Regions from separate parts of the Mus musculus genome. Here region 1 is linked to region 2. A link is a loop called in an ENCODE intact Hi-C map of the cell type or tissue named here. Cell type or tissue: left cerebral cortex. All regions are shown on one strand. Each heading gives the region's core, and the rest is flanking DNA. Links, peaks and the distances in the headings are about the cores only. Region 1 holds the start of Tmem38b (transmembrane protein 38B). Region 2 overlaps Fktn (fukutin).

The links. Peaks named below come from ENCODE experiments on the same cell type or tissue, not always from the same donor. Only the 100,000 strongest peaks of a DNase experiment are listed, where the experiment ranks them.
Region 1: a loop joins it to region 2, with 2.7 times the contacts of the local background. A loop is called at or near these places in 6 of 42 quality-filtered maps.

What each region holds. Positions count from the first base shown.
Region 1 is chr4:53,824,913-53,827,828 of GRCm38, reverse strand. Tmem38b (transmembrane protein 38B) reads right to left here and starts at 1,784. Exons shown (of 6, transcript NM_028053.2): 1 at 1,609-1,784. The coding sequence starts at 1,720. In left cerebral cortex, for the core only: a CTCF peak has its summit at 1,397; DNase peaks (open chromatin) are centred at 939, 1,436 and 1,753; H3K4me3 peaks cover 1,671 bases; H3K27ac peaks cover 440 bases.
Region 2 is chr4:53,749,028-53,751,943 of GRCm38, reverse strand. The region is part of intron 9 of Fktn (fukutin); the gene reads right to left. Among named protein-coding and RNA genes, the nearest start is that of Tal2, 29 kb to the left of the region's middle. In left cerebral cortex, for the core only: a CTCF peak has its summit at 1,489; DNase peaks (open chromatin) are centred at 1,344 and 1,946; H3K27ac peaks cover 317 bases.

The sequences.
Region 1 (2,916 bases), core at 304-2,803, 76 kb before region 2:
GGCATTCACAGGAATTAAATACAAATGACCCATAAACCAAGGAAGCATGTACATTAATAACCATGAAAAATGCAAATGAAAATGGTTCTCTATGAAAATGGCAAGATGGTGAGGACTGAAAATAATTACTACTCTTAAAGTTACTAGGTCCTCTAACACACTCCCTGGATGCTGGCGCAGGCATTCTCCTCTGAATACTATCATTTCCTAGTACTGGGAGAAAAACATGTTTCCCTCCTTGGTAATTAGCATTCAATTATCCAAGTGATTCTCAAATTTTAGACCCATACTGACCCCTAAAATTTAAAGAGGGCATGAATGGGATGCCAGAATTTAGGGGAAGAGACTACAGAGGGATAAAGTGCTTTGGAATATAAAATACTTTATATTTTTATCATATAACTTTGTGATAAAAAAATAGCGAATATATTTATGTAGATCATACCTTTAAAAATATTTTTAAAATTTCTTGGCCTGGGGCTCTACTCAGTGGGTGGGTACTTCAGTAGCTTCTATCTCCAGTAACAAGGAAGGACCTAGAGTTGGTGTTTATATTTAGCATTTGGAAACGTTAACAGTTTTTAAAGCAGTTACATATGGATTTTAAAATAATGCATTAAATGTAAATAATGTGTTCTTTACTAAAATAACTATTCTCAAAATCAAAAAAGTATTTCGTGAGAAAAGGCACATTGCTATCTAATTAGGCAAATCTCCTTAATGTCTAGCCTCAAACAGAAATGCTTGGACTCATCAGCTGTTTCATTATCTCTTACAACACTGTTAAGTCACACGGCCATTGGGAAACTTCGCTGTACACTCATAAAGGCAAGAACGGATAAATAACCTCTGAAGATACATTATGAAAATAATGAACTTTACAGTGTGTGACAGGGAAGAACCTGGGAAGTGAGCCACACTTTGAAAACGTCTGATTTAGTCAATACAAGATACTATCGGATTCTAGATATGGAGCAGTAACGAAACTGTAGTTCTCTTTAATCAGAGAAACAGTCTCCCACGAGGATGACCTGTTCCTCCACGAGTTAGACACAGAAAACTCTCAAAAACGTATGAGGCAAGGATTTAAAGAATTAGTGGTCCAGAAAAGGTAAGACAACCCTTAAACTTTCACCCTTCACCTCCCGGACAAGGAAGGCAGAGAAATGCCTGAACTCAAAGACAGACTCAGAAAAATAATGGGAAAATGGGGAACTTTAAAAGGAAACCCACTACATTCAATGTCAAAGACAGGAGTACAAACACTGCTTTTTGGTCACATGGTTCATGGAACTCAACGTTGTGAAAATCCCATCCCATCCCACATGTTTCACAGAGGGCTGAACTACATGCCAAGCGACTGTTACCCGGACCGTGCCTCCAGTGGCTGACTGAGAAACCGCAAAGCCACCCCCTCTCCTGGTTCAACACGCTAGCAAGGTGCTAGGTCCCACCTGAGACGTCCCGCTCAGGGGTCTACATGACCTTCCTCAGCCTACGTCTGAGTCCCGTGCTCGGTACTGAGGGGTGGGCCGCAGGGCATCCCGGCGTCCCTGCCTCCCGCAGTGAGGACGCGGAACCGGGAGCGCGTCGGGCCCCTTCACTCACCTGGCCGCTGCTTCAGCGCCATCACCGACACCAGGTAGTGGGCGATATCAAAAAAGGGAAACATGGACGTGCGGGAAAAGGCCAGAGTCAGATCATCCCACGGGTACTCCATGACGACTACCGACGCCGCCGGCCCCAGCAGCCGCGGCAGCCGGTTCCCCTCCGGCGGAGGGGGTGGGGGAGGGGACGGCCGCGCCAGCTTCAGCCCTGCGCGTGCGCCCTGGAGCCTAGGGGGGCGGGGTCCGGAACGGGGGCGGGGCCGGAGCCGGAACGAGGGGCGGGGCCCTGGCCCTGGTTCTCCTAAAAAAGGTATGACATTTTCTCAGTGTTGCAGTCAGTGCCAGCTGACCCAAGGGGCAACGGGCAACGCTCAAAGTCAGATTCTATGTAAACGGATGCCATTCCTCTTTTTCTGAACAGCCACGATGTAACTCATTTATTACTTAGTGAAGATATGAAAGATAATAAAACGGTAATGTTTTATCCATATCCCCATGAAACTTGAATTTTCCCAGAGGGAAAAAAAAATTTTAAGGACTCACGGAATTTCACAAAGCATAAAAAGTATGGATGCCACGCCAAAGCAGATGGTTAGAGAAGACCATTGCAGGGAAATGCACACGGTATTAAAAGCAAGTCTGTAAATATTAGAAGTTATTTTGGCTAGACTACAACCTGAAAAATGAAGTTGTAAAAGAAATAAAAGTCTTTCGCAGTGAAACCAGGTGGTTTAAGCTCTTGATCAGTCGCTACATTGTCCTCAGTCTTGTTTATCAAAAGCATGTGCTGAATTGGTAGTTGGGGTGAAGAAGATGGGCAGGTCTCTGAAGTTGCAATCCAGCACCAAAGATTCATGAGAAGAGACTAGGGAAATCAGAAATGCATTCACTAATCCAAGACAAAAGGTAGTAGTAGTAGATGCAGGTCTTAAGGACAAAGCCACAGATAGAGAAAGACTGCCAAGCAGACTAAAGTGGATACAAACACCACCTGTAATGACAGCAAAAGGAGCCAGGTTTTGAAAAACAAGAAAAGGAGCTATCTGCTGAAATTGGTTGCAAAAAGAACTAAAAGTAAAGGGAAAAAGTGAGACTGGATTTTAAGAAAAAAAAGGTAAATTTGGCACATTTTTATTTGACATGTCAACAGATCATGTTGTTACTTGGCATGGGTACACACAAGCTATTGAGGGAGCAGGTAGGTGACTGTTATATTGCTGCAAAGGGCAATCGCCTTTTCCTCCTGAGGTTAGCCTCGGTATTAACTCACTTAGCAAATGTTATTTACACCCGTGCTTTGTACCGAGCA
Region 2 (2,916 bases), core at 157-2,656:
AATGAAACCTACAGAATATATACCTTTAGAAGATATAAAAGTGGAAAAACCAAAAGACTTAATGGGGACTAAAGAAGCGAAAGACTGAATGATACCTGGGAGGAAAAGGCTCACCTAAAGGGTAACTAAGCCATCAGCACCTGTTGAGGTGCCGTGCTCTGTGCCAGGCCAGCACCTTAGGAAGTCAGAGTAGTGATAATCTAGTAGCGGTAACAGAAGCAGTACTTAAGGCTAATACAGTACTGTTCTAAGTACTTGACAAGGATCAACTCACTTATGCTATTAAGCCAAGTATTTAGGAAGAGCAAAACAAGCCTGAGGTTAGAGAGTGGCACAGTTATTAATGGTCCACAGCTTTAGACAGAATTACCTTCATATCACTGTCTTAAGCTTCCTCAAGCACGTGTAATATAAAATTATCTAAAACTATATACAGTGGGCCACATCTAGCAGACATTCTGGTAACTCCATCTTTACAGTTGCTACTAATAGTAAAATTTTTATTAAATCTTAGATTTCAATTTTTCAGTCTGAAGGCAAGTGGAGCCCAGTGTAGTACAAGAAGCGTTTCCCATGGAGTTCCTTCCTTCAAAAAATGCTAAGCATTCCACAGGTTTTTTTTTTTTTTTTCTCAACATGAACAACACATGGTTTTTTGTTTGTTTTGCTTTAAACAGTACTATAAAATTAAAAACAAAAACCAACTCTTACTCTTTATTGGAAACTAGCAAAATAAGCTTGTCCTAGGTACTGCCGTATTGTTTTCAGACTCCATTAATCATAGGGAGAAATTAGGTTCAAGGTCCCAGGCCCCAGGGGAGCTGGGGGCTTCCTAATAGCTGAACAGCTTCTGTTTTAAGGAGACAGTTGTCAGAGTTCAGCCATCTCAGGGACAACTTCTCCATCTTGCTGACAGGGTTAAACGTTCATATTCCCAGGCCCAGGAACCGACTCCCATCCTGATTGGTAGGAGAATGTGACAATGATTTGGCATGGATCTTATGATTTGCAAGCTTAACCACTCTGGGAGAGTCTGGCTCATTGCTGCAGCCCAGCGCGGCCCTGATGGATCAGCAGCAGCTTCATTACAATACATTGTTGTCATCTGCATTGAGCTGGTGTGTGAGTTACACTGGACTGAAGCGGACCCCATCACAGTTTCAGGTTTTCCCCTTTGAAAATGGCCGTGTGGTACATCCTGTATTTCCTTAAAGTAAATAGTGCTGACTATGGCATATGGTTGGGGAGTCTTCCAAAGAAACCACTCTACACAGCCTCCCCTGTTCTTTTCTCTGCCTTCTAAGGTCATAGTTTCATGACAGGAAGTGTGGGACGCACACCATCTGTGCAGACAGCTCCCTCACTGCTCACTTCTCCGTTAGTGAGAGCGCTTCACACTTCCCAAACACTGCGACTGGAACGAGCTGTGAGGAGAACCAAAGTTGTCTCTACCAGAAGCGCAGCGGCTGAAACGAGCGCCTCCTTTGGGGATTATGGGTCAGGACCACACCCGGGAGAAGACAAACTCACCCTTAGTGGGAAATCTAAGACAGAAGAGTGACGGCTTACATGACTTCTCAAAAAGCAGACGAAGCTACTTCATAACGAGCTCATTAGTACATCTGTCATAAGCCTAAGAAAGGCATAATTTTTTGTTGCTATTACTGTAGTGGTATTAACACCAGCTAATAGCATTCAGGATATCATGACACTCTTAAAATCCCTCCCAGCATATTAATAGTTTTAATCCTTAAAACAAGGCTGCATGGCAAAGTCTAATATTATTTCCACTTCTCAGTGGAAAAACCTTATGCAGAGAGGCCAAATAAGAAACCTGCTGTTGTGTAACACATACAGCTGGGACTCAAAAGCTGGCTCTGGGATCCTAACTTCTATGGTGTGCAGTCTGTAAGGAAAAAACTCTAGACACCAACTTTCACATCTCTGTTATATTTTGAATAGACAAACTGTGCATATTTCCAACCCCCACCCCCTCACCTAACTAACTTTAGGTACTACTTACTATTCAGCTGGGGAGCTGATGTCAGCTCAGCACAAGCTAAAGTCATCTGAGAGGGAGGAAGCTCCATTAAGAAAATTCCTCAAGCTCACACTGTAGGGAACCCTGTACAGCATTTCTTAAATGAGTGACTGATGGGGAGGGCCCAGCCCATTGTGAGTGGTGGTCCTGGGGTTTATAATACAGCGGGCTGAGCAAGCCATGATTAAACAGTACCGTCCATGGCTTCTGCCGCCAGGTTCCTGCCCTAAGTTCCTTTGATGATGGACTACAGTGTGAAAGTGTAAACCCTTTCCTCCCCAACTCACTTTTTGGTCATGGTGTTTCATCACAGCAGTAATAACCATGACCAAGACACTTATATGCTCATTAATTTACTTATTTCTAAGTATATTTAAAAATTTTAATCGTTTTTTGTGTTTGTATGTACACCTGTAGTGGGCACAGTGTGCTGCATGTGTGGCTATCAGAGGACAACTTGTGGGAGTTGGTCTCTCCTCCCACCATGTATGTCCCCAATGATCCAACTCAGGTTGTTTAGCCTGACAGGAAGTGTCTTACCTGCTAAACCATCTCTCTGGCTCATTTTTCTTCCTATAAAAATCTGTATTCCTATGTACTTTATAATTGGATTTACTCAATAGCATTTGTTGTCATAAAGCAAAGTAGTTTTTATAACTAACAAAAGTTTAAAGAATATGCTCTACGATGAGAGTCAATTTGGAGATAATTTATGACTTTCAGAAAAAGGTCTGGATTACTCTCAAACCTCCAAAACAAATTTACTTTACAATCTTCACGTGAAGACTCAGGGACCCTCGTAGGATAGATGAACCTAAGAACAGCAACACTGTAAGTCTAGAATTCCTCCTCTATGTATACAGAATAGTCTCCTT